2 separate regions of the Homo sapiens genome follow, and region 1 is linked to region 2. A link is a loop called in an ENCODE intact Hi-C map of the cell type or tissue named here. Cell type or tissue: mammary epithelial cell. All regions are shown on one strand. Links, peaks and the distances in the headings refer to the core of each region. The heading gives the core; the rest is flanking DNA. Region 1 has its middle 17 kb from the start of ALOX5AP. Region 2 holds the start of LINC00398 (long intergenic non-protein coding RNA 398).

What was found. A loop is a pair of places that touch in the nucleus more often than their neighbours do. Peaks named below come from ENCODE experiments on the same cell type or tissue, not always from the same donor. Only the 100,000 strongest peaks of a DNase experiment are listed, where the experiment ranks them.
Region 1: a loop joins it to region 2, with 4 times the contacts of the local background. A loop is called at or near these places in 3 of 110 quality-filtered maps.

What each region holds. Positions count from the first base shown.
Region 1 is chr13:30,710,382-30,726,157 of GRCh38, reverse strand. It overlaps a transcript of ALOX5AP not described here. Among named protein-coding and RNA genes, the nearest start is that of ALOX5AP, 17 kb to the left of the region's middle. In mammary epithelial cell, for the core only: no CTCF peak of the experiment used is centred there; a DNase peak (open chromatin) is centred at 6,817; H3K27ac peaks cover 1,052 bases.
Region 2 is chr13:30,788,938-30,804,713 of GRCh38, reverse strand. It overlaps LINC00398 (long intergenic non-protein coding RNA 398), which reads right to left and starts at 1,508. Exons shown (of 2, transcript NR_047012.1): 1 at 1,122-1,508. RefSeq lists silencers at 1,614-1,733, 11,788-12,082 and enhancers at 4,911-6,110, 11,518-12,034, 11,788-12,082, 10,960-13,933. In mammary epithelial cell, for the core only: a CTCF peak has its summit at 8,338; DNase peaks (open chromatin) are centred at 7,433 and 8,333; H3K4me3 peaks cover 137 bases; H3K27ac peaks cover 1,765 bases.

The DNA.
Region 1 (15,776 bases), core at 3,583-11,582, 78 kb after region 2:
TATTCCCTGATGGAAGCATTCCCCCCACAGGAGCTAAGATTTCTGCAATAGCAGAGCCCAAAGTTACAGGAATGGGAAGGAAAAATTACTACCCGAACACCAGGGTGATAGTGAGAAAAGCCACTCCCATTTTGACCCCATGATTCTTGGACCCATGAATCCTGACAATGGGAGAAATAGCATCATATATTGGTCACTGACTTAAAGCATCCTGCAGGACATAACCCCAGGCCAGCAGGGTGTTGCTACCCAGCTGGTGCTGTAACTGAGCCTTTAAAATCCATTCCACTGTTCTAATCTGGCCACCTGCTTCACTGTGAGGCCAGTGAAGCCCATGATCAGAAGCTCATATCTGTACTTCCTTTGCTGTAAGATTACTTCCTTGGTCAGAAGCAATGGTGGTTGAAATTTTATAACAAATAAAATTAAGCCCATGGATGGTAGGTTTGGCAGAGCATTGTAGTAGTCAGGGAAGGCACATCCATATCCAGAGTAAATGTCTATTCCAGGGAAGACAAAGCACTGCCCCTTCCATGATGGAAATGGTCCAATGTAATCAACCTTCCACCAGTTGGTTTTCTAGCCCAGGGAATGGTGCCATATTGGCGTAGATTTCTATCTTGGCAGGCTGAGCACTCAGCAATGGCTGGAGCCAAATTGGCCTTGATGAGTGGAAATTCATGTTGCTGTGTCCATACATAGCCCTGCCCCCATGGCCATGATATATGTAAGCCCACTGGGCAACAGTGGCTGGGGAAAGAGACTAGCTGATGCTGTCAGAATGAATCATCTTATTCAGCTGATTTTAAAATCCTCTTCTGTTGTGGCTGCTCTTTGGTTAACATTCATATGGGATACATATTCTCATGTTTTGTGTGTGTTCAGAGGTATCCATATGCCTCTTCCCCAGGACTCCTTGTCACCAGTTTTCTAATCATGTCTCTTGGAAGTCCCTGACCATCAGACTAAACGATTAACCACTCTCTGTGATTTTGTGTAGATCTGTAACTCACGGACATCTTCTCTTCTAGGTAAAATGAACACCCACTTGTATTGCTCCAAGTTCTGCTCACTGAGGGGGTTTTCCTTTGGCACTGTCCTTCACGGGCACCCCAGAGTGGAGATGTAGTGCCTCAGCTAGCCACTTTGGGTAGTACCAGCACTATAAACTATGCTCCAATTTGTTTTTTCCTCCATCAAGTGGTCATAGGAAACTCCCCATGAAGCCACAGATGCAGACTGAGGGGAAGCAGTCAACTTGGCAACAGTACTGGCCAGGCCAAGCGCCTGTACTACTTGCTCTTGCAACTTATTTGTGTCTGCAGGACCTACTTGGGCCCAATCTCATATTCCATTTGATGATGGAACACTGCTGTGTGCACCCAACTTTCTGCCTTGGATCAAATGACTCTTGTTCACAATGGAAACTCAGGTCAAAAGACAACACGGTGGCCCATGGTGATGCATTCTGTGTTTATTATTGATAGTAGCTAGAAGATGTTTCTCAAAAGGCGAATAGTTATCTTTGGGGAATGACACAGCTTTGCTCCAAATCATTAGGTGCTATGCTGGGGTTCACCTATAAAGGCACTCCAAAGGCTCCAAACAGCCTCCTTTTCCATCACAGCCACTTTAAGCACCATCATGTCAGTTGTGTCTTAAGGCCTAAGTGGCAGAGTTGTGTCTTAAGGCCTAAGTTGCCCAGCAGCCTGAACTTGTATACAGAGCCTACATTCATTGTTCTGGGGTCTCATTCAAAACTGGCAGTCTTTTAGGATTCAAAATAGTTCAAAGCTGGAAACAACCAAATGCCCATCAGGCAGTAAATGGATAAACAAATTGTGGTATATTCTTATAATGGAATTATCCAGTAATAAAAAGAACAAACTACTGAGGCACAGAACATAGATGAATCTCAAAAACATTACACTGAGCAGAAGAAGACAGACACAAAAGAGTAAATGCTGTATGATTCCATTTGTATGAAACACTAGAAAAGATAAGTACAATTTATAGCAACAGAAAGCAGATTGGTGGTTGCCTGGAGCTGGGGCTAGGGCTGGATATTGACTGGAGAGGGACACGGGAACTTTTTGGGGTAATGGAAATGTCTCATATCTTTATTTTTGGTGATGGTTACATGGTTGTTCACATTTGTCAGAACTTGTCAATCTGTACACTCAAAATGAGTACTTTTATGGTATGTAACTTATACTTCAATAAAATTGATTTTAAAAGAGCATTTCAAAAAAATGTTTAGCTGAGCACAGTGGCATGCACCTGTAGTCCCAGCTACTCGGGAGGCTGAGTTTGGAGGATCGCTTGAGCACAGGAGTTCAAAGCCAGCCTGGGCAACATAGCAAGACCCTGTCTCTAAAAAAATTTAAAAAATTAAAAATGTTTGATGTTTAGTTAGCTCAGTAGTATTTTTCACTTAGGAGTTAAAATGAGTTTCATAGAAACATAAATAACTTTATTTAATAAGGATTTAATAAAGGAATTTATATTAACCAAACTATGGAATGTATGGATTAGAGGATGTCCTGGCTTTGTATTTCAGAAAGATTAGAAATATTGAATGGTGGAAAACTCTCACCCATTCTTTTTACACAGACACGCAATGCTTCCTTTAGAGCCAAGTCAAGTACACAAATACTTTATTATATATCCCTTATTCCTCTGTTTGCTTTGGCCTGTATTTTCAGTAGTTAAGTAATAGGACCATTCATCTGTGACTCTAAGGTAAGGTGACCAGATATCTATGACAAAGGAGAAAAAGCAATACAGTGGAGCAAAGATAGTCTTTTCAACAAATGGTGCTGGAACAACTGGACATCCACATGCAAAAAAATGAATCTAGACACAGACCTTATGTCCCTCACAAAAATCATCAACACATTAGTCTCTCTGTATTTTCTGCTTCTTGTATCTCCTTAGCAATGAGTTGTTGGATTTGAAATAAAATATGATCTTATAGGATTTTCAACATGGCAACTATTTTTAAATATGTATGGTGAGAAGAGTTCCAAGTAATTTGTTACAGGAGTGATCCAGGGTTTTACACTGACCTACTAAAGGAACCATAGCATTAGAAACTGTCTTAGTCCATTTGTGTTGCTATAAAGGAATACCTGAGACTGGATAATTATAAAGAAAAGAAGTTGATTTGGCTCATGGTTCTGCAGGCTGTACAAGAAGCATGGAACCAACATCTGCTTCTGGTGAGGCCTCAGAAATCTTCCACTTATGGCAAAAGGAGAAGGGGAGGTGAAGAGCTTGTAGAGATTACAAGGTGAGAGAGAGGAAGCAAGAGTGAGAGAGGGGTGGAAGGATCCAAGCTCTTTTAACAATCAGTTCTTGCAGGAACCACTAGAATAAAAACTCACTCGTTACTGTGAGAACGGCACCAAGCCATTTATCACTATGACCAAAACACCTCCTACTAGGCCCTGCCTCCAATATTAGGGATAAAATGTCAACATGAGATTTGTAGGGAACAAATATTCAAACTATATCAGATACAGTTTTATGGGCCCAGATCCTAAAGAGGATCAGATGACATCTGGGCAGGAGGACTGTTATATATATCCTCTATGTTCTTTCATTGCCTCACTCATTCAACAAATACTTACTGAGCATATATACCATGTGTCATGCATTGGCTTGGTACCAAGCAATAGACCCAGTTAGTGTTAATATCAGTTAGGATTAAGTTCTTTTGCATATAAACAAAAAAAAATAAAATAGCAATGGCTTAAACACGTAAGCTCTCATTTGCCTCTCATTAAAGGAATTCCAGGGGTAGGCAAGGCAGTGCTGGTGTGGTTCAAGGTGAACAAGAACATAGGTGCCTTCTTTCTTCCTGTTCTACCCATCATAAAGCTGGTTTCTGCCTTAACATCACCTGATTGCCTGAGACAGCTTTGAAGTGTCTGCCATCTGCACCGCATTTTAGGAAGCAGGAAAGAGAAAGAGTAAGAAGTGAAATGAGGAATTATGTCTTCAACGAGCTTTCTTGGAAATCCCACCCTTCAACTTCGACTTCTATCTTATTGGCCAGAATGCTGTTGCATGGCCATTGCTAGCTTCAGAAAAGATGAGGAATGCAATCTGTCAGCCGGGCACTTTACTGCCTTGAATAGAGCTTGGAATGAATGGGAAACATTTTGGGTAGTCAACTATCTCAATCTTTTTTTATAGAGGATGTCAGGAAAATCTTACCAGAGGAAGTGTTGTCTTGGCAAATACAAAAGGAAAGAAGAAACAGTATGTTCAAAGATCCTGAGCAAGAGAAAGTCACCATAAAGTTGAGGACCTGAAAAAATTTCCATTTAGTGGGAAATCTGATTGAAAAGATGATGTGGGAGGGGTTGGGGAACCACATCCCAAAGGGCCATGCCTCTTCCATTAAGGAGTTTCAAAATGATCCTGGGGGCAAAGAGAAGCCACTTGAGGATTTTAAGAGGAGGAGTCTCACAAATGGATTTGCATTGTAGAGCACTCTGGCTGCAGTGTGGAGCATGGATTGAGAGACCAGCACAGAGACAGGGAGAGCAGCTGGGGTCTGTTCCAGAGAAGAGATGGTGGATTAGACTAGGGTGGTGGCCATGGCCTTAGACAGAAGTTTGTGCATTGAGGGTCTGTTTACTAAATAGTAGCACAAGGCTTAGTGAGGGGTTGGGGGTAAGGAAGAGGAGTCAAGAATGGTACTCAGATTTCTCACTTAAAAAAACAGATAAATGTCGGGGCCACTGCCTGAGAAGTCCCTCTCAAGACCCTTTAGCTATCCTCAGTCTTACAGTACTTGGTTGGGGCCATTTGGGAACGTTGCTGAAGTTCTCCTTGCTTGGCTAATTTTGGCTATTCTTGAGTAAATGTTTGATAAGCACCATAGCCCCCAAACAACCCATTTGACAGTTGGATTGAGACATGGCAAAATTAGACTTGATGCAGATGTATGTGTATTAAAAATGAATGCCCTTCTCCTATGGCCTCCTGATAAAGAAGAGAGAAGTGTGTTCGGCTAGCAGAGAGAAGAAGCGTGGGGTGGGATCAACGAAGAGTCCATGAACCCTGTGCAATGGCTGGAGAACTGAATGACAAGCTCCATTTCCCCCATGTGTGTGGCTGTGGGGTCCCCAGATATAGGTTAGGGATGCAGTAACCACACCTCATCTTGGGACTGAATTACAACTCTTTCAACCAAAGAGCATTTGTGCCCACAGAGAAGTGGGAAGGAAAATTAGAAAAGTGGTTGTCCCCTCCATAAAATGCTCTCAGGGTACAGACAACCCATTCTCTTAGGGATGAGCATGGAGAAGAGATTTCTTTTTCTGCCTTTTATTGACAAAAATTTTGCAACATGCAAGGAAATAGGATATTCAGATTAAATGACTGGGCATTCAAATATTCAAAAGTTAAGTTCCTTCCCCCAGCAAAATTAGCCTGACCACATTAACAGAGTATATATTGCATGAAAGTGGTTTAGTTCCTGTTTTCCTTTTGAATAAACTGGCTAAAAATATTACTGTTTGTGGTGTTAAATGGATTTCATAACTAACACAGGATGTGGCTAAATTCATATTACTGTGATAATTTTAATTGAATTTTCTGACTCCTACATGTTTGTCAACTTTTAACACTGTATTAAACATAAGGTTCCAATGTTATTAATATGAAATGCTCACATTCCCTTACAACTGTGATTATATTTTGTTATCATTCCTGAATGTTGTATTAAGTCTATTTAAAAGATATCCCAAGAGACCCTTATATGTTTACTGCATTAGAAGAAAAACAGATGTTCTCACACATCCTGAGAGATAATACAATTTACATTGCGTATGAAGCTTGTTGAGAACCACTTAAAGATCTTTCTAGGTAGCCAGAGGGTTTAAGTAATCCATAGCATCCGACAGCGTATCATATTAGAAAATTAGAAAAAAATGCCAATCACATTTTCCAAATGCAAAAGCACATTTAAAAATTATCCTCTAGAGGCCGGGCGCGGTGGCTCACGCCTGTAATCCCAGCACTTTGGGAGGCCGAGGTGGGCGGATCATGAGGTCAAGAGATCAAGACCACCCTGGCCAACAAGGGGAAACCCCGTCTCTACTAAAAATACGAAAATTATCTGGGCGTGGTGGCATGTGCCTGTAGTCCCAGCTACTTGGGAGGCTGAGGCAGGAGAATTGCTTGAACCCAGGAGGCGGAGGTTGCAGTGAGCCGAGATCACGCCACTGCACTCCAGCCTAGTGACAGAGCAAGACTCCATCTCAAAGAAAAAAAAAAATTATCCTCTGGGAAAAAAAAAAGGGAACAGAGCATTTGAACTACAGTCCTACTGTTCTCAGGCTGTGATTGAATTACAATCACGAATTAGAACTGACATGAGTTTTTCAGCGGAATATCCTGACCAGTCGCCTCACTCACTTGGAACTTGTCCATCGTCTCACTTCTCTAGAAGAAGCCAACAACCTATGACATAGCAAAAGATGACCCTGGACAATCAAAATAGATTAAACAGAGAATAGTCACTAAACAGTATTGACTCTTGGAAATGCCCTAACCAACCTGGTTATTTTATGAAGGATTGTAACAAGCTTAGTTCTCTGAAATCTATACCTAGAGCAGATAATAAGCAAGAAAGTAAGGAGAAATGAGGAGAAAGATACAGAAATATTTGTTGAATGCAGCTAAATGCAAGCAGCCTTACACATATTATTTAATCTTTATGACATCCCTTTGAAGCGGTATGATTATCCCGGTCCTCAGATGAGGTTACTGAGACAGAGAGAGGTCACGCCCTGTGAGTGCACCATGTGCATGCAATGAAGCTGAAATCCTAGCCTAGAGAGTCATCATTACATGACCAACAATTACTAACTTTTATGGAATGTTTTCTAGGTATACCAGATACAGCACTTTATGTCTATTATAACTCTTAATTCTTACAAAGGACTTTAAATCAACCTCCATTATTGTCACCATGCCATAGATGAGTGAATTGAGGCTTGGAAAGTGTAGGTCCCTTTCCCTTCATTGCACAACTAGCTGACAACTGAGACAGGACTCAGACCCGGTCAGTGTGATGCCTGAGTTCGTGGGATTTCACCACAGCCTGCACTGCGCTGACAGGCACGATGGCAACAGAAGTAGCAACTTGATGGCAGAACACAAAAAAATAAAGCTAGACAGGCCAAGACATCCAAAAGATGCTGCTGTCACTCAAGATGAAGGCAGTAGTTTGGATCAAGGGAAGACTGTAAGGCATGTGCCCACATTCTCTGTGAACTTGGGGGAGGGAGTGTCCAGGAGTTCAGTGGTCAGCTATGAGCATAGCAGGAGAGGGCTGTCATGACCTCAAAGGTCAAGGTTTTACAGGAGGCCTGGGAGCTGCATTGGGCAGCTAGGGCGACCCTGATCCCGGCTACTGATGTGACCTCAGCTTCCAGTGTAAACCCCATGTTTTGACACTGAGCTTTGTGGAATGAAGAGAATAAAAGGCCTTTTTTGAGAAGGTGGCAGGGATGGCAGGTTCCAGAGAAAGTAATAGGTGAGAGGAACTTTCAGAGAAGAGGCTGAAGCCACACGAGAGTTTGCAGTTCATGGTGTGAGCATTCCAAAGGGCACAGTGGATGGGTATGCAATGGAGAAAAGGATGGAGGAAGGGGGCAAGGGTGGGTCAGAGACATGGAGAGAAGAACTGAGCAATAAGGCAGTGTGTAGTTGTGGAGTTATTATAGATATGCATATATATATATATATATATATATGCATATCTGTGATAGGTTTTCATCCACAGTTCCTGGCTCATAACTCCCATAGCCCTTACTACAGTCTTGTTATAATGTTGAGTGTGTTAGACCTCAGAGGCAGGCCTCAAAAACAGAATCTTTTGGCCAGATGCAGTGGCTCACACCTGTGATCCCAGCACTTTGGGAGGCTGAGGCAAGTGGATCACCTGAGGTCAGGAGTTTGAGACCAGCCTGACCAACATGGAGAAACCCTGTCTCTATTAAAAATACAAAATTAGCCAGGCATGGTGGCACACGCCTGTAATCCCAGCTACTCGGGAGGCTGAGGCAGGAGAATCGCTTAAACCTGGGAGGCGGAGGTTGCAGTGAGCTGAGATTGTGCCATTGCACTCCACCCTGGGCAACAAGAGTGAAACTCCGTCTCAAAAAAAAAAAGAAAAAATAAACAGAATTTTTCTCACCTACTCCCCCTACCCCTTTCACCTGCCCGTCAAGGCAGGACTCTAATCTTGACCCCACCCCACCTTTCTGACTGTGGGTCTTAAAACCCTCCCCAGAGAAGGTCTTGCCCTATACTCTGGGGAAAGAATGTGGGTGTCTTGAAGCTTCCATAAAAACCCAAGAGGACTGGGTTGGGGAGCTGAACATGTAGAGGCTGATAGGCAGGTGAAGGAGAACTCATTCATGTACTGAGAGGGTGGTGCACCCCCGCTCCACATGGACAGAAGCTCCTGCACTAGGGACCTTTCCACACCTCGCCCTATGCATCTCTTTATCTGCCTACTTTTATCCTTTAAAATGTCCTTCGCAATAAACTGGTAGCTGTGTTTCCCTGAGTTCTGTGAGCCACTCTAGCAAATCAACCAAACCCAAAGAGCGGAGTGGTTGGAACCTCAACTTGAAGTGGATTGGTCAGAAGTTCCAAAGGCCAGCCCTCTGACTGGGAGAAGGAGGGTTTAGGCTTGAGGATCTGACACTATCTCCCAGTAGACAGCATCAGAATCAAATTGGAGGACACCAGCTAGTGTCCACTGCTTGGGGTTTTCCCCCACACCTTTGCTCGCAGAAGTCTTCTGCATTGATGATTGTTGTTATGCTGCTGTAAGTGAAGAGGAAAAACTCAATTTGGGAGTTTTTTCAAAAACAGTAATAAAGAATTTAACCCTGCCCAAAAAGAGGTCTGGCTTCTGCCCTCAGCTTCTGAGAGGTGATCTCTAAGGCTTTGGAACGTCCTGCCTGCTAGAGGTGTTTTCATTTGCCCGGGGACATTGGGTCATGGTGTGTGATTTAGAGCAGGGACTGTGAGTGATGTGTAGCGGTGGAGAGTCTGGGAACAGATCGGCCGCATGGGCAGTCAGCTGTGCTCATGTGACAGAGCCACAGTAAAGACCCTGGACACCAAGGCTTCCCTGGTGGGGAACACTCCCTGTGTGTTGTCACACATCAATGCCAGGAGAGTGGCGCTGTCCGTGACTCCACGGGAGAGGACCGTAGGGGCTCCATGTCAGGCACTGTCCTGGACTCTGTGCTGTGTGCTTCTTCCTTTGGCTGATTTTAATCTGTATTCCCTCCCTATAAGAGATCACAACCATGAGTATAACAACCTTCAGTGAGTTCTGTCAGATCTCCCAGCGAATTATCACAACTCAGGGTGGTTTGGGGAACCCCTTGACTTGTAGTTGGTGTCAAAAGTCAGGATAGTGTTTTGTGGACTGTGTCCCCTCCCACTTCCAGTTGGCTAAAGGTTCACAGGCCATCACTGACTATACAAGGGAGGATGGCTCATTGCAGGGGGGCTGATATTTTAGCCAATGACTAAGGAACACAGAGCTGCAAAGTGAGGTAGATTGACCCCCTTAGTCTCTTAAAGCAACACTTCTCAAAAGCTAATGTTCATACAAATAATGTCGGAATCTGATAAAATGCAGATTCTGATTCTACAGGTCCAAGTGCGGCCTGATCTACATTTCTGATAAGCTGATACAACAGCTCCTTGGAGCACATGTTGAGTAAGAAGATCTTACATCAATGGTTTCCAAACTGTGTTACATGTTAAAATCCCCTTGGGAGTTTTTAATTATCCTCATGCCCAGGCTACACACCATCTAATGGTATGAGGCCGGTGTCCCTTTCCCTGTTGTTGCAGTGTTGGCAGGTAGAGTCAATCAAAGCATGGAGCCAGGTAAAGCTGTGCTCATGATTGAAAAATGCAAGCTAACAATAGAGGTTGAGAGATTGTGTTTTAGAAGGTTGTGAAATAAGAAAAACAAGACTGACAAAGAAGCAAGTAGCTCCACGTGGGATTCTCCTTGTCCTTGGGGATCTCTTCCTTAGCATGTGGTGGCTGTCATCGCCACTCTGACACAGCCCTAGTTACTCAGATCCCTTGCAGCAGCTCAGCTCTGGAGGGGAGCCCGGGCTCAATGGCAGGAGCAGGCAAATGTTGGTCCAAACTCAGCATTGCAGTGACATTCTTATCAGGCCATTAAGTGCTGATATTTTACTATTACTATATATACATATTTCCATCACTTTGAATGCTGGATTCGGTAGCTAGGAAAGGACAGCCTTAGAGGTCAAAGGCCACTTGCCTGAAAATAAGGTCCTGAAAGAAAAAAAACCAGAAGCCCAAGGGGATGATCATGTGTTATGAAAGGAAACTCTATGGAGGGCTTTTCAAAATGCCTCGGCATCTGAACATATCCTCATGGGAAAGACCGCCCCAACACGAATGTGGCCTCCACAGGGTTTCAAGAGGAGTCATGGAAAAGGCAGCTGGGGCCATTTCCTGGGGAATGGGTGACTTCCCACCCCATAAGTGATGTCCCTGCCTCCCCATCCCACTGTGGGCCTCAGAGGTTCAAACTACCTGTTGCATCTGCATGGTGTGGACATAGAGGCAGCCACACTGAGGAGCAAGCAAGAAAGGGCATGCGGATAACCTTGACTCCCAGGGCCCCAGAAGGCACTCACCACCTTCACTCTGGCCACTGCAATGTGGCAGAACTATACTCCCAAAGCCATATTGTTTATTAGAATAATAAGAAAACTATCATACATTAAGTGCAGTAAATGTGCCAGGCACGGGACCAAGTGCTTTGTACCCAATGTCTCATCTAACATGGACAAAACCCAATAAGACAGGTATTATATTATTGCCCTTTTTACAGAGGAAGTGAAGCTTGGAGAGCCCCAGGAACTTGGCCATAGTCATGTGACAAGTTAAAGCCCGGTTCTCAAAGCCAGGCTGCCAGGCTCCAAAGCCAGGGAAACCCAATTGTTTCTGAATGACCAGGGGACTCAAGCAACCGGTCCAAGGTCACATATTGACCTGGAGAAGGAGCAAGGCAGTGAACCCCAGAGAGAGGACAAGCCTCCTATGTGTTGTGGTGCCTCAGGACCTATCAGGAAATGATCTGGCCAGAGAGATGACCCCTTCCAAGCCAAGGGATAGATTCTCAGAACCTTGACACAGCTCTAAGCGGGGAGTACAGTGGGTAATATGATAAGTGCCAGGAACGGAGTTGCCCGCAAAGGAAAATGAACACTGTGGCAAGCCCTAAGTTTCCCAACAGGAACCAGAGGCTGTAAGCTAAGTAAAGTCATTCAACAAGTGCCCAGGGTGTGACGGCGTAAGCTTAGGAGAGACTGGTAGCCTTCTCAGAGGCTACAGATGCCCCAGCAGAACGCCCACCAATGTTTCCCACATCTAGGATCTTCTCCCCTTTGAAGCATCCAAGACAGCCATCAGCAGGCTGGAGACTATGCGCTAGGTCCTGGCTCAAGAACTCCCCACCCCCCACCCCCCACCTCCCACCTCCCACCTCCACCAAGCTCTCTTGCCAGCGGCCACCTCTCCTGGGCAGGAGCCAGAGGAATGCAGGGAGAACAGGAAAGAATGAATGATGCCCCCCAAAATGGAGCATCTGCCCTGGGCAATGACGGGATCCCTCTGGTTCTCACTCAAGTGGATGATGCCCCACATCGACCCGTCAGGTCTCCCTCTCCTGATCCTTCACCCTCAGACTGGGAAACCCTCTCAGTGAGGACAGAGATACAGCTTTTTCCTGCCCAACTGCCTTTCTCAGGAAAGAGTAGAAAGGATCACCCAGCTTCCAATGGAACAGAGAGATGCTGTCAGCTTTTTGTGAATCTCTGAGCACTCAGCTCAGGCCTTTTTTTTTTTTTTTTTTTGAAAGTTAGCACATCCATCACATCCCCTAATGCCTATTCGGCATCTGTTCTCTAAAGAGCCAGGGCTAGGAGTTACCTCCAGGGGTAACTCCTGTTATTTAATGCAAGGCAGAGAGTTCCTTTAGTGTATGCTAGGAGTCTGACACCATAATTCAGATTTATGGAATAAAATTCTAGAAGAAATTTGGTTCAGAAACAGGTAGAGTTTGATATAGATCCTGGGGCCACTCTAGCTGCCCAATACTGCTTCTGGGAGCCTCGGTTCTTAAAAACCACCGAACATGGCCCTGGGCCCAGGTCAAATTTGTAGGAGGCATGGTAGAAGATGCACACACATGCGCGTGTGCGCGCACACACACACACACCAGCACTGATGGCTTATGTTCCCAATGTGCCCCAAGGTGCCAAAGGATTTCCCAAATTCAGAAGTTTTCAGAGTCTTCTGTGTATGCCAGGGAGCATCGTGATTAAATGTGAGCATTTTTGTTTCTGTTGACTTCTGGAGCCTGGTTCACAGTGAAGTCAGTTCTACAGAGTTCTTGCAGAATTGTCCAGATGTGACAGGGTCCTCCTCTTCAAAAACGGGAGATGAGAGGAGGTGTGAGGGGGCAAAGGTGGGGTGCAGGAATCAGGCCATGCAGAGCTGCCCCTCCCTGGAGTCCGGGCCCTTTCAACCCCATCTTTGCCAGAGCTGTGACCCCTTCACCTCCAAATGCCCAGATAATAGGAAGCAATTTCTGTCCTTTTTCTGAGTACCTCTTGCTTCACCAGCCCTCCCCAGACCAAACACACCCCAGACAAGGATGGGGGCAGGTACAGTTTCCAACTGTGACATCGGGGCAGTGCAATGTCAGAGGGCCAGAAGTTACAACATTATCTCACTTACTCATTTCCTTGTACCGTGCAGGGAGGAAGTCCCATAGACTCAAGTCTGTCGAAGGACAGTGTGGACACTTCCTCTTTCCTGACCTTTGTGTCACTCCACTTGATCTACCTCCTACCCACGACCCTCTCTTCAAAGTCCCCGGGGCCTGATGTCCTGGCCCCTTCCCCTCCTTGGGAAATTAATCCTTCCCTCCTCCACCACCAGTTCACCCAGCCCCCAGCCCCTTCTCGTATCTTGGAAAATCCAGCATCTCAGGCTTTGCTCGAACTCACACAGAGTCTCTTTTGCCCAACCTTTGCTAAGTCAGGATTGGAGAAAATGGAAGGCAAAAAGGAAGATTAGTGAGCTCATGCACGCCAGCATGGCCAGAGAGAAGTTGGCCTTAGGCACATCAGAGCCAGGACCCAAATACCCCCGGATGCTCCCTGCCTACAGTCCTGTGTCTGTGCGGGTTAGCTTCTTTCTCTCCAGCTAGAGCTGGGCTCTAGTGCAAGCCTGATGGAGATAGTGGGTGTTTTATTCCAGTTTAGACTCCCCAGCAATGAGAACTGCAACAGACATCCTCTGTTGTTATCTAGGGAAGCAGCCAGTCAAGTGAGACTGGAAGGAAACATATTCCTTCTGTCTGGGCGTGGTGGTTTGTGCCTGTAGTCCCACCACTTAGGGAGTCCAAGACAGGTGGATCACTTGAGCGCAGGAGTTCGAGACCAGCCTGGGCAACATGGTGAAACCCAGTCTCTACTAAAAGAAATATATATTTTATATATATATATATGTGTGTGTGTGTATATATATATGTATGTATATATATGTATGTATGTGTGTGTGTATATATATACACACACACACACACACAAATATACAAAAATTAGCTGGGCATGGTGGGACACACCTGTAATTCCAGCTACTTAGGAGGCTGAGGCAGGAGAATCGCTTGAACCTGGGAGATGGCAGCGGCAGTGAGCCGAGATTGTACCACTGCATTCCAGCCTGGGTGATGGAGTGAGACTGTCTCAAAAACAAATAAACAAACAAAAACATGTTCTTTCTATTAACATCACTTTGTTCCTGGACCTTACAAAATGAGAATCCTGGCACCTTGGTCCTGGCTCACCTTACAAACTCCAGGACTAGTCTGTCTCCGAAACTGTTATCACTGGAATTTTGTTCCCAAAAGATATGTCTATGTTCTAATTCCTGGAACCTCAGAATGTGACCTTATTTGCAAACAGGATCACTGCAGATGTAATTGTTTAAGTTAAGATGAGGTCATAATGGAGTAGCACGGGCCTGTAATCCAATATGACCGATGTTCTTATGAGAAGAAACACAGAGTCAGGCACACTGGGAAAATGCCGTGTGACAATGGAGGCAGAGATGGGAGTGATCCGCCTGCGGGCCAAGGAACACCAGGGATTGCTGGCAACACCAGAAGCTAAGAGAAAACCATGGAGCAGCTTCTCCCCTGGAGCCTTGATTCCAGATTTCTAGCATCCAGAACTATGAGACAATACATGTCTGTTGTGTAAAGCCTCCCAGCTTGTGAGACTAGTTACGGCAACTCTAGAAAATGCAGCAGCCAATATGGTGGTACCAGCTCAGATTGATTCTTTATGATCCCCAAATCTCCCCTGGATAGAAGATGCTTGTGTTTCAATTCATCCCACCAAAATGGAAAATCGTTTTGGTTGAGGCTGCTCTGCTGTTGCTTGGCTACTGTCTCTAAACTCACTATCTTCTAGGAACAAGGATGACATGCTACTCAAGACGAAACAAATGACTCAACAGCAGGCAGTGTAAGTGGATTTACAAGTACTGCAGGCAAGAAATGATACAATATCCTTACTGGAAACTTGAGCAAAGGCCTGCTGTGAGACATGGTAAAACTTTTATATCAGTCAACCTGCTGCAGTCCTTTGCTCTGTCGTGAAGCAAATAATAAAGAAGGCTCTGAGCTCTATGCTGTGCTCATGGACATCTCTGGGGCTCAAACATCTGCCATAATGCTTCCTCCTGCTTTGAGTGTCTAAGACACTCATTAATTTAAGATATCAAGGACATAGGTACTGTTCAGAGATTCAAATTTTGCACACTTAATCAGTGGTCTGAATAAGAGATTGTTGCTGATATTGCAAATGGGTTGCCCAGTAAAATACAGGGCCCCCAATTTAAATTTTAATTTCAGACAAACAATGAATAATTTTTTAGTATCAGCATGCCCCAAATACGGTGTTGTTTTTTAGACAGAATCTCGCTCTGCCACCCAGGCTGGAGTGCAATGGTGTGATCTCTGCTCACTGCAACCCCCGCCTCCAGGGCTCAAGTGATTCTCCTGCCTCAGCCTCGCAAGTAGCTAGGATTACAGGCATTTGCCACCATGCCCAGCTAATTTTTGTATTTTTAGTAGAGATGGGGTTTCACCATGTTGGCCAGGCTGGTTTCGAACTCCTGACCTCAAATGATCCACCTGCCTCAGCCTCCCAAAGTGCTGGGATTACAGGCATGAGCCACCCCGCCTGGCCAGCGTGTAATTTTTATTTGTTAAACCTGGCAACTCTACCTGCAGGGCTGCACTTAGGCCCTAATGCTGCATGTTTAGAGATGTCACAGGATGTGACGGCCATAATGAAATCCTTAATGGCACTATCTGATTGAAAGAAATGTTACATTTGCAATGGCCCAAGAGAAGTTTTTCCACTGTGAGGCTGCATCACCACATGCCACATAATCATACAAAGATTAGAGCATTTTGATGTGCTAATGTGTGGTATAAGAGCAGAAGGAGGAGGACACACTCCCCAACTGCACACACACAAGAAATTTTTAACCATCAGAAATGGTAGAACTACAGAAAGTACATGAAATCAGTTACATAAACATTGACACCTCAGTCAGGTTTCTATTCTCTTTGGCAGTAGCACAATACAGAAAAATCACAA
Region 2 (15,776 bases), core at 3,753-11,752:
CCCCAGGCAGAGGCAGCTCTGTTCTCTGAAGCCCTCATTGTGCCAGAGCCATATGGGGCCACCGCCGGCCACCTGCCTGCAGGGCCTGACATAGCACTTGAGGGAATTGGCTTTTGGTTTTTCCCACAGAATCCATGAACTCATGGGAGGCTGCGCTGTGAGTCAGAAATGAGAATTAACCCTCCTCTCCATTGCCGGAAGCCCTGTTATTATCCCCCAGCCCCATCTTCCTCATTCCCCGACTTCGCCTCCTCCCCACCTCCTTCAGTCAGAAGTCCTCAACCCGACTCCCTGTGAAGGCCCGTGGGATGGCCTTGGGGGACCTGCACTCTAACACTGGACATGTGCAAATCCTGGGAAGATGCTTACAGTTATCAGCATCCTCTCAAAAGAGGTTCATCACCTGAAAAAGTCAAGGACACTGGCTTCTATAGGATGAGCCAACCAGTTAGGTTGCATCCTCCGGGAAAGGCTCCCAGATAGAGTTATGTGTGCAGAGGGGCTATAGCTGAGTAACTCCTGTGGAGGGGCCAGGGGAGAAGTAAGCCAGCCCCACAGAGAGCTCTGGAGCACAGACCACCCAGGAGAGGAATCCCGTGGTGGGCAGAAATGCCAGGCCTTTGGGCCACTGCCTTGCTCTTATGTGGGCCTGGGCCAGCCCAAGGAGGGCACAGTCCTTTTTGAAAGCTGAAGCTTAGTCTGACGAGCTGTGAGTGGACAGCTGTCAGTAGCCACGCTCCTTGTAGCTGGGCCTGGAATCCTTCCTGGAAGGGGAGTGCGGTGCCTGCTGCATGGCCCTGGGCAGCTGCTGTGCACAGCTGCTGGCGGACCCTCACCAAGGTCCATCAGACCTGCCAAGGCAAACCTGAATCCTATATGTGACTCCATCTAAGCCAAGCTGGGACTCTTCCACTCTTAACTTGGAAAATGTGCATTCCCAGCTGCTAGGTCCTGAACTTGACCTGGGGAAGAGAACGACAAGGCCATGCTTGGGCAGGAGAAGCTAGGTGTAGGCAAGGGAATCTTTACCTTATGAATGGGTTGTATACATGTTGCTTGTTGTTTAGAGAGTGGAATACATTTTGTCCTGGAAATCCTACTATAAATGGGGGGATGCGTACCTGGGCCTTCTTGCAAAAGCCTGTTAAATTCCTAATGATGTTGAAATGGTGGGAAGGGTCATCCAGGGAGGACCTCCACGCCCGCCCATCTCCTCTGGGTTGCCCGGGCAATCCTGCAGGAGCCGAGGCTGGACGCAGCTGACCCCAACAGACAGGAGAAACAAGCCAGCACCACCGGAGAGAACCAGGCTGAAAGGGTGACCCAGGGCTTCCGTGGCCTAGAATGAGAGAGACATCGCATGGCGCAAGGTTCCAAGTAGGGTTCGCGGCGGGGAGGGCCCCTGCCGCAAAGGGACTCAGTGTTGTGCGAGGGAGGTGAAGTCGCTTCTTGATCAGCCGTATTTCTTGCCTACACTTGACACCGTCACCAGCCCAGGCGCCTTTCCGGTCACCCTCACGGAAAGGCTCATCCACGCTGGAAGGAGGGAACCTCCTCGTTAACCTCTAGCATGCCGGTGCCTGCCACCCCAGGGCGCGGGAGCCCGCAGGAGCAGGCGTGTGGACGTCCTGAGAGCTGCCACTAGATGGCGCGTCTGCCCTGCCTACTCAGGAGCCCCGCTCAGGGCACCGGGTGCGGGAGCCCGGCTAATTGCCCTCTAATGAGAAGGCTGCTCCCAAAGTGCCCTCCTCGCAGGGAAAGCCCCAGGCTCCTATCAAAGGGAATGGCTTATTTATCCTCTAACGTGAAGAAACTTCCACACAGCATCAATTAAACACATTAAATGTGACCAGAGTGAGAAAACATCTAAAGGATAGAATATTGAATTGTTGCCACTGACAAATATCAAACCACCCATTCTGGTCTCGGTGGCGTGTACAGTTGACCTTGAACAACACAGGTTTGAACTGTGTGTGTCCAGTTAGAGGTGGACCTTCTTCTGCCTCTGCCACCCCTGAGAAGCGGGACCAACCCCTCCTCTTCCTCCTCCTCCTCAGCCTACTCAGAAGACCACAAGGCTGAAGGCCTTCATGGCGATCCACTTCCACTTAATGAGTAGTCGATATACTTTCTCTTCCTTATGATTTTTTAAATAACAATTTCTTTTCTTTAGCTTACTTTATTGTAAGAATATAGTATATAATACATTAACATACAAAATATGTGTGAATCGACTATTTATGTTATCAATAAGGCTTCCAGTCAACAGTAGGCTATTAGTAGTTCAGTTTGGGGGAGTCAAAAGTTGTATATAGATTTTAAACTGTGTGGGGATTGGCACCCCTAAAGCCTTCATTACTCAAGAGTCAACTGTAGGTGGGCCCTGGGAAGGTTCTCAATTTTTTTTTTTTTTTGAGACAGAGTCTGTTTCTGTCACACAGGCTGGAGTGCGGTGGTATGATTTCAGTTCACTGCAACTTCCGCTTCCAGGATTCAAGCAATTCTCCTGCCTCAGCCTCCGAGAAGCTGTGACTACAGGTGCGTGCCACCATGCCCGGATAATTTTTGTATTTTTAGTGGAGACGGGGTTTCGCCATGTTGGCCAGGCTCGTCTCAAACTCCTGACCTCAAGTGATTCACCAGCCTTGGCCTCCCAAAGTGCTGGAATTAAAGGTGTGAGCCACTGTGCCTGGACGGTTCTCAAATTTTCTGAGATCAGATGGAGTCTGCCCCTCCACCTGGCAGGCTGAAGGCTGGGGCTTGCAGAGATGTGGTGTCTGTTACCCCAGACACTGCAGGTGACCTTGCCTCTTACTAACTTTTCTTATCAGTACCATTTGGACCCTCACACTCATGAGGATGTGGGTGATAATGTGGAGGTTAAATAATATGGTCACTGATGATATTTTCTATACTGTCTGTTTGCAGGGCAGAGTCTTACAGATCTGGACCACAGCAGACCTGAATCAAATAAGAATATGCCCAGATATGGGGTATTCGGGAGCAGATTATGAAACAAGGAAACTGAAGTCCTAAGCAGATCCACAGTTCCAAATTCTGAACCGCTTGAGGCCACATCAGATACAGGATGCTATTATGCTATTAGGGCTGTGGCTTAGTACATTATACAGATGGTGGGGAAAGGCCTGCAGGAGAAAGGCCTACCATTCCTGGATTCCAAAAATAGTGGTCTCCTAAGCAATCGATCTGCTTTTATGTTTAATATTCATCTGTTTCCCTTTCCCAGTTAACTCCTAGAGCCAAACTCACGGCCCACAGGAAGGAACCATATCAACCTGCACGGTGTGCTTTTAATTTCCCTCACCTTGTTCCAGCCTCTATTTTATGTTGCCACTCTTTTCTTTCCTTTCTTTTTTGCTCAGGCTTTTAGTACATATTTAACTTTTATTTTATGTCTCCTCCTCTTCAAACCACCTTAAGTCCTTTTTGGAATAGAGCAGAACACAAATAAAATAGGTGTCAGATACATTCTCTCTGTGACCTTGCATTGGGTCAAAGGACTCATGAATGTGTGTTACCTGTAATCTTTTGTGGAAAAGAGGATTTTAAAATTCTCTGCCAGCCTTCCCAAGTGGTGACATTTTCCTATACTACTTCTTTACTATTTCCTTTAATTTTGATTAACCTTTGACTCAGACACCTCTGACTAGTATCTTCTAGACTTTTCTCTTTTGCATGTAATACACAAAGCCTTCTTTTTTTATTTTCTAATTTCAGAAAGTGTATATTAATTTATTAGAGAACTTAGGTGGCTGATTGAAAAAAAAAGGAGGGAGGTACAGATTTAAACTTTTTTCCATCAAGAGTATTGCAAACCAGCAATACCATTTCATTAGTCTGGCTGGTGCTTTCAAAACCTATCAAGGAACAAGGAGAAAGTCACGGCAGGGTCACTCAAAAATTCATCTATCGCCAGGCGTGGTGGCCCATGCCTGGAATCCCAGCACTTTGCCAGGCCGAGGCAGGCTGATCACTTGAAGTCAGGAGATTGAGACCAGCCTGGCCAACATGGTGAAACCCCGTCTTTACCAAAAAGACAAAAATTAGCCAGGCATGGTGGTGTGAATCTGTAGTTCCAGCTACTCTGGAGGTTGAGGCAGGAGAATTGCTTGAGCCCAGGAGGTGGAGGCTGCAGTGAGCCAAAATCGTGCCACTGCACTCTAGCCTGGAAGACAGAGCAACACCCTGTCTCAGAAAAAAAAGAAAGAAAGAGAGAAAGAGAAAAAGGAAAGAAAGACAGAAAGACAGGAAGGAAGGAAGGAAGGAAGGAAGGAAGGAAGGAAGGAAGGAAGGAAGGAAGGAAGGAAAGGAAATAATCGTCTATCCCCTAAGTAATATATGTGGCTGCTCTTGCTATTACAAGTATTGAGAGACTTCTCGAAGGCCTCAATTCCTGAAACTCAAAGATTGCCCCCAAAATCCAGACATGGTAGGTGCTCAGTGCTATCTATTGAATGAATTAATGAAGCCAAACCAAGAGGCTGGGGAAGAATTAATGAATTCATTGGGTCTGTTCATGGCAGTTCTGAGGCCCCAGATGGGACTGATGTATTTTCAAAGACATCAGTCTTTGAAAATTTGCTAAACTGTTGCTGTGGTATTCTCAAGGAGAGAGGGGCTGAGCAGACATGGCTGGTCTCTGAAGAAGGGCAGTTTTGAAGCAGAAAGCATCAGTGGACCAGGAAAACTTCTTTGCAGAAGCCCCTGGAAATGCCATTATTCTATAAAATGAGCCCTTCCCTTTCCTCTTCCACCCACCTCCCCTCCTTCAAGTAGAAATAACTTGCCTCATTCATTCCAGCAAGGAAACCCAAGACCTCGATCCTACAGCCTCTCCTTCCCTATGCTGCCTTCTGAATGTGTGTCCTGAGAGTTTGGTGTTTTTCCCCCTGAAAGATTTTATGTCATTGGCCAGGCCTAAAAAGCTTGAAAGAACAAAGAATATAATTCGTCTGTGGGTTTGGCCTGTCTGAACAACAGATTTCTCTAATCCAGGACAAAAGCTGGACTTGCCAAGGACACACATTTGTAATTAAAATCTGCATTTATATTTGAAAATTTCACCAGTTGGTATTTTTTTTCAAGTCGGCGGACGCATCTCTTTCTCCCTGGCTCCCAGCTCTCGTGCCTTCGCGTTGACTTCTTTTTCAGGATCTTGGCGCACCTAAGCCTTGTGGGGCCTGGCTTTCTAAGGAGCAGCAGAGAATGCTTGGGTGAGGAGGCCTCTCAGCAGGCTGGAAGCGTTTCCTTTCCTATCCAGCCTCCCTCCCTGCCAGGGAATCGTCAAGCCTGAGGGAAGTGCTCCCCCTCCTATGTTTACGAAGCACTAAATTTACGAAGTCATTAATTCCCTTCATAAAGACGGAGCCTAATGGAGTTTTCTATTAGTCATTGAGATCGCGGTTATAACCCTGAAAGATCAAGAAAGCAATCAGGAGTCTAAATTGAAGTGGGAGTCGGGGGGACAGCAAAGACGTTTCTCCTCTTTAGCTGTCAGACTTTCCTGTTTTAAAGGGAAATATTGTGAATATCTTAATCACTACCTCACACATTTGTTTATTATTATTTTTCCTTTTCAGAACATTCAGAAATGTTGTGTAGACGCACAGGATTCATCGTCCAGGCATGTATATCTCAGGGGGCGGTGTTCTTTGTCCTAGTAGCTGAAGCTACCCAAAGATTCCCCCAAAATCCAAACACAGTAGATGCTCAGTGCTATGTGTTGAATGGATACATGAAGGAATGCAGCCAAACCGAGAGGCTGGGGAAGGATTAATGAATTCACGGGCTGTTTGTGGCAGTTCTCTGACCCGAGGCCCCACATGGGACTTTTGTACCTTCAAAGATGTGAAGATTAGCTAAACTGTTGCTGTTTAGCAAATCTTCTAGGGTGAGTTTCTAGGGTGTTTCTAGGGTGAGTGGTCACCTTAGGGAGAGCCAGGGTCAGGGTCACGGCCCCCACAAGGCCAGGCACACAGCCCTGGGGTGCTCTGGACAGGAAAACTAGAAATAGAGGACCCTGTTTTCCCAGTGCCCAAATTACTCAGGCCTCCAGGGAGTCCCTTACCCCATTCGAGGCCATAGAGCTGCAGGGAGCCATCCTGCCCTGAGCCTGCTCGTCTCTTTGCAAGCCCAGGCCACCCACTTTGGGCTTTGGGCGGAGAAGACAGGTGTATTTCTAGTCAAGAGAAGTTTCCCTGCACAGAGTCCAAGGAACGGCCTCCTCTGGGGCCTTACAGGCCCTCCACAGCTCAACAGTGAGCCCAGCAAAGACGCCTCTTGACTTCGGTGTAGCCTCATCTTCCAGAGAATTCCCTGAGATGCCACGTGGCTGTAAGAAACGCTGCTGCAGTCCAAGGAGACAGCAAGGGAAGCTGTGTTGGAGGGAAAGCAGCAGTTTTCAAAATACACCCACAGACTTGTACCAAGACCACCAGGAAGGGAAGCTCATTCGAAATGTAGACTCTCCCCCTACTACCGCCACCATCAGCAGCTCCTGCAAAACCAGAATGTCTAATGCCGGGGAGTGGGGGAGGTCGGCCTTCACTCGAGGAAAGAGGCTTAAAGGGTTTCTTCACCTGTCTGTGGGCCCCTGACACGTGCAGCCCTCCTGGGCTCCAGGAGTGGTCCCAGAAGACTCCCCTTTCAGGTGCAGGAATCCTGGGTTCCACAGCAGGGGTGCTGCCAGTGGCTGCCTGGGACTCCCAGGATATCCCTCCTGGTGAAGCCAGTCAGCAGATCAGAGGTTTCAGTCCTTACTGACTGTGAAATCTAGTGTGTGTGGTCACTCTTTTTACCTCCTTGCTCCTGCGTAAGATCCAAGTGGAGAGTAGAATCTCTCCACCAGCCCCTCCATAGTGTGTTTCAGGTACCCTAGACAGGGCCTCTGTCCCCCTTGGCTACCTACTTGGCACTTGGGGTCTGACCCTGTCCTGTTTACATCCCTGGCGAGGAACCTCCCTGAGCAGTTGTCAGTGGGAGAAATGTACAGGGGGGCACCAGGATCAGGGCTGACTTAAGGGAAGGAATTCCCAACCTCTGGCTGTACAGTGAGGTCAGGGAATCTTGGAGACTGTTGCACCTTTGTGGGACCCATCTCTTTGGAGAGCCTTTTGGAAGGGTGCTGGGATGTTCATCTTTGTGTTAGTCTTTCCACTGGGCCATGCCCATGCTGCTACAGGCTAGTAGCTGGAGCCAAATCCTGGCCCTGCGTCTCACAGCTGTGTGACCTCGGGTCCATTACTCACCTTCTCTGAGCTGGTTTCCCTATCTGTAAAGTAGAAACAATCATAATGATAATGGAGACAATGTTCCTGCAGCGTGAATGAGATAACAAAAGCTCATGTCAGACGCGTAGGTGGTGCTGAAACATGTCTGCTGCTTCTCCCCTCCTCCAGCGTTTCACACTGTGCACCCACACTGGGAACTTAGGGGAGTTCCTGGACCCTCAGGGGAATGATATCACAGAACCATTCTAATTGCCTAAGTCTCACAAGCAATCTGATATGCCTAGTATTTGTTCCTGAGTCTGAGAGGAGATCGTTATTGTTCATCTTTTAAAGCAACAGGTCGCCCAGTCTGTTGACGATACCTCCCATCAAGACATATGCTCCACCAAGCTAGGAGCGGATGATGCCAGAGCCGCCTTGCTTCTTGGATTTTCTTCTGAGCCCCACCGTGCTGGGGAGACTCTGAGCATGGTAAATATTTAAGCACACGTCTTGTGTAACTGTCACAGATCCGGATGCACCGGGAGCCATGGAGCCACAAGCTGGCACCTGTCTAAGTGTCCCAGCTTCGAGAGACGGTGTTTGTGCCAACATTGGGAGTCTGTTGGCGACCAGTGGCTGATAGGTAGCAGAATTCTGTGGTCTGTTAATTGTCTTGGAAGCAAATCCTTGAATTGGGAGAAAGAGAAAGCAACTGTAATTAAAGCTTCCCTTGGGCAGAATTTCCCTGTGCAGGCAGTTGGCACATTTTTTGTGTGCCCGTTAAGCTCCAGGCACTGGGCTAGGAACTTTACGTTCACTGAAGCTTTTAATCCTGGTAACAGCCAAAGAAGAGACTGTTATTGTCACCAAGAAACAAAGGCTCAGAGAGGTTAAATGGTCTGCTCAGAGTTCTACAGCTACTCGGTGTCAGAACTAGGGAATGAAGCCAGAGTTGGGAAATGTAGCTATGAAAAAAGAGAGTTGATATCACCATTTTAAAACCCTGATGCCCTGCCAGCAACATCGCCCAGAGATTGAGATCCTTGAGACCAGGGAGGAGGCTTGTGTTTGCAGGGAATGCCTTTGGGTGCCACCACTAGGTCAGACGCTAAACCACATCCTGATGCCTCATAGATGCCCATTGGGGAAATAGATTCTGTCACGTCTCAAGGTATGTATTTATTAAAACCCATGGGAATGGAAAGACAGCAGAGAAAAAGAAAGTAGAACAACACAGGATGAAGGGGCTGTGCTGCCTACAGTAAACAGAACCCAGGAAGCTGATTACAGCAGAGATGGAGGTCACCTCCCCTTCCTCTGTGCCCCTGCCATCCTCAGCATTCTCCCCCTGCTCCCTGAACAGCCCTTCCTGCCACTCATGGGACACCCTACACATGACACGGCCACTGCCAGGCTCCAGGAGTCTGGATAGGAATAACCAGATACATGATGAGCCTACAGTGTTGTTTTAAAGTTTATCTTATTTATTTATTTTAGGGGCAGGGTCTCACTCTGTCACCCAGGCTGGAGTGCAGTGGCACAATCACAGCTCAATCATAACTCACTCACTGTAGCCTTAGAGTCCTGAGCTCAAGTGATCCTCTTGCCTCAGCCTTCCAAGTAGCTGGGACTATAGGTGTACACCATCAAAACCAGTAATTTATTATTATTCTTTGTAGAGATGCTTTGCTTTGTTGCCCAGGCAGGTCTCCAACTCCTGGCTTTAAGCAATCCGCCCACTTTGGCCTTCCAAAATGTTGGGGTTACAGGAGCAGACATTGTGCCCAGCAAGGTTACAGTTTAAAATAATCACAGAAGTCCCTTTCTGAGAGAGTTCAAAAACAAATGTTATGGAAATTCTGCCAGAAAGATGTATAAGAGCTGGACTTGGGGAAGGTTTTAAGAAAGAGGGACTGGAGTGGGACCCTCACGGGTGAGTAGGGTATAGATAGTTGGGGTGGGGCTGAGGAAAGAAGCTTCTGGGTGTGACCCTATCCTCACAGAGGACAAGAGTGTGGGGAGGGAGAGAGCACAGAGCTCCCACTGGGCACCAGGGGAGGTGAGGGCGATCATGCGTGGTGCGGAAGATCACATAGGACCTTGAGAGCTACTTCTAGCAACAACTGTATTCTGAGTGCCCTTGTGGGGTCTGCTGAAGGGTTTTCAACTAATAGGATGAAATCAACTAGGAATACCAATGGGTCTGTCTGTAAGACCAGGAGCTGCCTTTAGGTCTCCAGCATAGCACATGCTCAGGTGTTATGTATGTGTTGAACTCAATTTAGGTTTATAGATAGATAGGAAAGAACAGGGATATTTGATCTGGTGTAAATCCTACTCTTCATTGGAAATGGAAGTTAATGGTTGTGAACCCCCCAAAAGAAGACAAACCCTGTAGTCACAAAGATTATGAAGTCATCTCAGGTTGATCTCTCTTTGCTGCCTATAGCCTTTCCTGGTAAATAATCAATGTTTCAACAAGTGCAAATCAAAATAACACTTCTTTTGCTCCTGGTTTATAAATGAGTCAGTGCTGAATTCTGATAGTAAGAAGCAAACCCCTATGATAGTCTACGAAGCTTGCCTCAAAGTCTATGCCTACCCTTCGTCCTGGTCTTCCAAGCTTGCTTCCCAAGCCAACCTGACGTGTGGAGAGCTGCTGATCTGAATGAGTACTTAGCTGCCAAAATGTACCCAAAATTGTACAGCAGAAATAATAGTAACATGACATATAGAATGCTAAGAAATCATTACCAAGTGTCATATCAAGAAACGCTGCATGAACTTGGACAAGAAGAGAAGCAAGCTCATTGGTTCAGTGGTTCATGCTGGTGGGGGTACTCTAGCCTCGGGAGCCACTGTTTGGACCGAACATTCCAGCTTGTCTGCCATATGCTTCTCTCTGTATTTTGGCTTCATTCTCACCAAAGGGTTGTGGACCCTTTTCCCCAGCAGTCACACAATCTGACCACCAGCAGCTTCGAGGTTCTTCTTCCTCCTCCAAAAAGGAACATTTCTTTTCTTTCTTTCTTTTTTTTTTTTTTTTGATGGAGTTGCACTCTTGTTGCCCAGGCTGGAGTACAATGGCACAATTGCGGCTCACTGCAACCTCCACCTCCCAGGTTCAAGCAATTCTCCTGCCTCAGCTGCCTCAGCCTCCCAAGTAACTAGGATTACAGACATGTGCCACCATGACTGGCTAATCTTTTGTATTTAGTAGAAATGGGGTTTCACCATGTTGGTTAGGCTGGTCTCAAACTCCTGACCTCAGGTGATCCACCTCCTTCGGCCTCCCAAAGTGCTGGGATTAAAGGCATGAGCCACTGCGCCCAGCCAAAAAAGAAACATTTCTTCCCCACCAGCAGTAGCACAAATAAATCTCAGGGAGAGACCCTGATCAGCCGTGACTGGGTTGGTGTCCTCCCTCAAGGGGACTATGGCCAGAGAGGTGGAGACACAGAAAGGGAGACAACCCCCATTCAGACCACATTGCTGGAGCCTGGGGACCAAAGGCAGTTCTGTCAAAGATGGTAGAAGGGACACAAAGGACCCATTCTGACCCAGGAAGCCAACCAAATGGTGTGCATACCAGCTTGTCATGCATGGAGGCCTGGAAGGGTTCTGTCATTCTCCTGAGTGGCCCTGCCTGGGTTTCCGGGTCCCTGCCTCCAGTTGCTTCTGATTCCTGATGATCAAAAGACCCCACTGATTTTTTTCACCTCTTTGAGTCAAACTGCCCTCTCTGCTGGATCCTTAGCAGTCACTGATGCCCGCAGTTAAAAATTCAACCTTTCATGGGTACAAAGAAAGAAGAAATAAGACCTAGCATTTGCTAGCACAACAGGGTGACTATAGTAAAACATAATTTAATTATACATTTTAAAATAATTAAAAGAATATAATTGGATTGTTTGAAACACAAAGGATAAATACTTGAGGTGATGGATACCCTATTTACCCTGCTGTGATTGTTATGTATGACATTCCTGTATCAAAATATCTCATGTAACCCATAAATATATACACCTACTGTGTACCCACAAAAATTTTAAAAAGTCAGCCTTTCTATAGAGTTAACATTGTGCCAGGTAGGCACAACAATGAGAAATGACAAGAGGAAATGATGAGCTAAAATGCCTATTTTCTCTCACGAAGCGATGTAATACAGAAGCCTTACGTTTTCTGGTTATCTGGCCAAAAGAAATCCTGTCATTGCCCTTGGTTATCAAATAGACCTCATGTTCTTGTCAGTCAGAGAATTGTGGAAATTTGCAGCTTAAAAATGTAAGGTGTGGGTGAAATCAGATTAGGTTTGACTTCATTGTTCAACAGAGGTTCACAGATGGGTCCCCTAATGACTAGGGTTTTGGTGTCCTTGGCCAAGGTTAAGTGACGAGTTAGGTCATCGGTCATTGCCATCCCTAGTGGTTAAAGCTTGGCCAGGAGCAATCCCACTTATTAAGAAAAATGCCTTGCCGAGGGGTAGAACGTTAATTTAATTTAGGGATAGTACAATTGTATCTGCACATTCTGCATTTCACTGTTGATACAGCCTGAGCCTGCCTGGCTGGTTGCAATTGTTTTAAATCCTCTGGCACCATTGATCCCTAATTGACCCCAGATTCCTGAGCGCCAGGAGCAGCCCTGACTTGTTTATTGCTGGCCCTGGGCCACCGTGCGGGTGTCCGCTGAGTTCCGCTGAGCTCAGCCACAAAGGCTGCTCTCTGACTGTGAGTCAGCCTAGCCCACGGCCAGCCAAGCCCATGGCCAGCAGGAGGACCTCCTCCAGCTTTCAAAAACAACAGGGCTTCCCTGTAGCTAAAATGCTTATTTTCTCTTATGAAGCGGTGTAATGCAGAAGCCTTAGTTTTCTGGTTATCTGGCCAGTAGAAATCTGGTCACCCCCTTGGTTATCAAATAGCTGGTTGCTGCTGCCTAGGCAGGCTATAACCTATAAAAATGTTAAAGGCGGTTCACTTCACTCAACGACAAGCTGTCCTTTTGCCCTGGGGGTACCTCCCAAGCCTTAGCCAGCTGGCTTTGAAAGTCTCACGTGGGTGAGTGGGTGCCTGACTGGGTGCAGCTGATGCCCCGATCCCTGATGACAGGTGTCCCCAGTGTCATCTTTATGTACAGAGAAAAGTGAGTTAGTGCTTTGAGAAATCAGCTGTGCACACAAAGAGCAAACCAGGACCCTCTCTGGTCCCAGCTGGTTCTGTTAGAGTGAGCTGGGGTTCTGCGAAACCACATTTGGTATGGGAATGCAAGCTGCAATTTGGTCAAAGGTACATTGACAGCCTGAAGGAGACTGCATTTAAGCCCTACACTAAAACAATGGGGAGCCTGAGTCCAATATTTACTGGGTGTTCCAATAAAGATCTAGAGCACAAAGGCTCTCTGGGGACCTCCATCACAAATAGCGCAGCACACATTCATCTGGCCACATTGGCACTTGTTAGCTCTCAGGCAGATTCAGATGGGGGGTTGGGGGGCGTGTTCCCTCCAAGAATCCTGCTGGCCTACCTTGAAAATCAAAACTGCATGGTCAGATGCAGACAGGAGGAATGTTGCTAAGCTTCGGAAACCACTTAAATACTTTGAACAGAATGGCTCCTCAATTGAGGACAAAAGTATACTTTTCTCTTAAACTGCAAACCTGGAATGTGCCTTCTGATGATTATAGGCAGAGTCCACACTCAAGTGATGGGAACCAGGCCCATGCTCTGCATATGGTGTCCAGGCTGCAGGGCAGCTGTGCCTTAATGAGATCCAGAAGCCTGCTGGCTCCCCAGCAGGCCCTCGGGAGCGAGGGCGTCCAGCACGGGTCCCAAGGGCTCCCCACCCTTCTTGGAGGCTTGGCACCCCGCCTGCCTGACCCCAGGGTTCTGCACATATGCACCGGAGGCAGCCTGGTCCCCCATACACGGATGCTTTAGTTGGATGACCGGAAAGGGGTGTGGTATGGGGGTCAGAGCATCTGAACAGACAGAGCTTTTCCCAGGGCCTCCTCCTTGGCTCAAACCATGACCTGCCTGCATCCAGATCTCCTCTCGCTCTCATTATCACACCAACTGCCTCTGCAAAATGCAGATACACTTTGCTGTTTTTGCACTTGGTAGAAATGACATCTTTTTTTTGAAACATAATAAAGCCCAGTGATAACACAGCTACAATAACATAAGATCAGGCTGGGCATGGTGGCTCACGCCTGTAATCTCAGCACTTTGGGAGGCCGAGGCGGGCGGATCACGAGGTCAGGAGATCAAGACCATCCTGGCTAACATGGTGAAACCCTGTCTCTACTAAACAAAAGAATGCAAAAAAAAAAATTAGCTGGTCATGGTGGCGGGCACCTGTAGTCCCAGCTACTCGGGAGGCTGAGACAGGAGAATGGCGTGAACCCGGGAGGTGGAGCTTGCAGTGAGCCGAGATTGTGCCACTGCACTCCAGCCTGGGCGACAGAGGGAGACTGTGTCTCAAAAAAAAAACAAAAACAAAACAAAACCATAACATCAGATGGGTGTAAATAAGGGGGGTTGATTTCTGCTCTCTGCAGCAGATTTACCTGGTCATTCAATCCATCTGTTGTAACACAAGCCCACACCTTTTTTGAGCCTGAATTTTTTGGGTCCTACTTAGGAAGTTATTATATTTGCTAAGGCCCTGAAGTGTGCATGGAAACATGCAAAGCATGCACAGCCACTCTCCACCTGCTGCCAGGGCCGTGTTGGTGAGATGAAGCTCTGATGAGATGCCACTGCTAAGGAGATTTCAGCATTATGGAGCTCAGATTTTAAATGCCAGCAGATCATTGTCACTAACCGGTAGTCCCCAAAGCATAGAGCAGCAGTGAAAGAGGGTACATGTGGCCCAGGTGATGATATTAGCCTATTGTGGAGGTGACGGCTAGAAAATGGCTCAATGGCCAGCCTGGACACCATATTCAGAGCATGGGCCTGGTTCCCATGCTCTGGAATGTGGATTCTGCCTATAATCATCAGAGGGCACATTCCAGGTTCTTGGTTGACAAGAAAAGTATATTTTTGTCTGCAATTGAGAAATGAAGATAGGACATTTGTTCTAGTCTCCAGAGGACAGCAGAGTCAGACCTACCCTTGTTGACAAGCTGCCTCCTCACACACCTCTGGGAAGGGAAATGTGGCTGGTATTTAATTCTCCACCATTTTGTCTTGGTAGATGTGACAATGGCACCAGACCCAGCTGCTCCCTGAATGCACAACTGTATTTTCCAGCCCTGTGTCCCCCAGCACCATTATCACAGCCATTGGTCCCAGGGATGGAGCGTTCTTGGGTGGAGGGGACCTGCTCATCACATCCTTGCTTTGGCGTCACTGTCAAATGGGAACACTCTCAGCACAGGACTTGCTTCATGGAGGCCCTGACACAACTAGGGCATCAAGGAGCTGCAATTCCTGAATAAGAAAGAAATGCGCCTTCCCACAACTTCAGCACAATCAAGGGAGACATCAGCTACAGAGGAGGACAAGAAGATACTGATTTTCCACATTTAATATTCTTCAGACTTTCCCAGCAAAGAATCACAGCAGAGATGAGGCCTGGCTGCTCTCTTAGGGGAAGTTTGCTCCACTGTCTGCAGTCCTGGCCTCCTTAGAGGTACAGATCTCTCCAGACTTAATTCCAAAGCTGCTGTGGTCCTCCTCAGAGGGGCATCTCACAAACAGGTCAGCAGCCCCAATCTTGTCCTCACAAATAGAATTCCTGTGTACTCCTCTCTGCCTTCTGGCTTCACCCACAGGGAGTGCATTCCAGAATAGACTAGAATGGTCCAGAAGTTTCTGAGAATTCTAGAATGCCTGTACCCTCCTACTGGGAAACCCAGCTTTCTGCAGCAGGACTCTTGCAGATTTCAGAATCCCCCACCTACAGGTTCTTCCCCTACATGAACTGCACCGGAGTTCAGAAATGGGGTGTACTTTCCCCACACTGGGTGTCTCTGTTACCTCACTGCCCAAATTCTCCTGCTGCTCAGAATTTTCTCTCCTGTACCTCCTTTTCCTCCAATTTTCAATCACAGTCCACAGTGGATGTGTAAGAGGCACACCAGGGAGTCTTGTAAGCAACTGGTGACAAAGTCAGGCTTCCCTGGCCTCCCACGGAAGATATATGCTCCTCCTCTGGGCCCTTGGCATTCGATGTAAAAGCTTGATACAGCTTTTACTACATGACATTGCAACTGTTGGAAGCCCCTTCTCTAGAAAGTACTAACTATCATTTATTGAGCACTTCTTATGTGAAAGTGTTCAACATGCATTATTTACAATCCTGTGAGATAGGTGTTCCTTGTCCCTTGCAACAGGTAAAGAAGAGACTGAGGCTCAAAAAATTTAAGTTAACATCAAGATGCCACAGCCTAGTAGAGAAATCAAGCTTTGGCTGGGCAGGCCTGGCACCAAAGCCAGGCTTGCCTCCCTCATCCCTGCTGCCACCCAGCGTCCTGGGGCCTGTAGGTCCGGGCTGAGTCTTTCCTCTCCGTCCTGAGATTTTACCCCAGGACGTGAGACT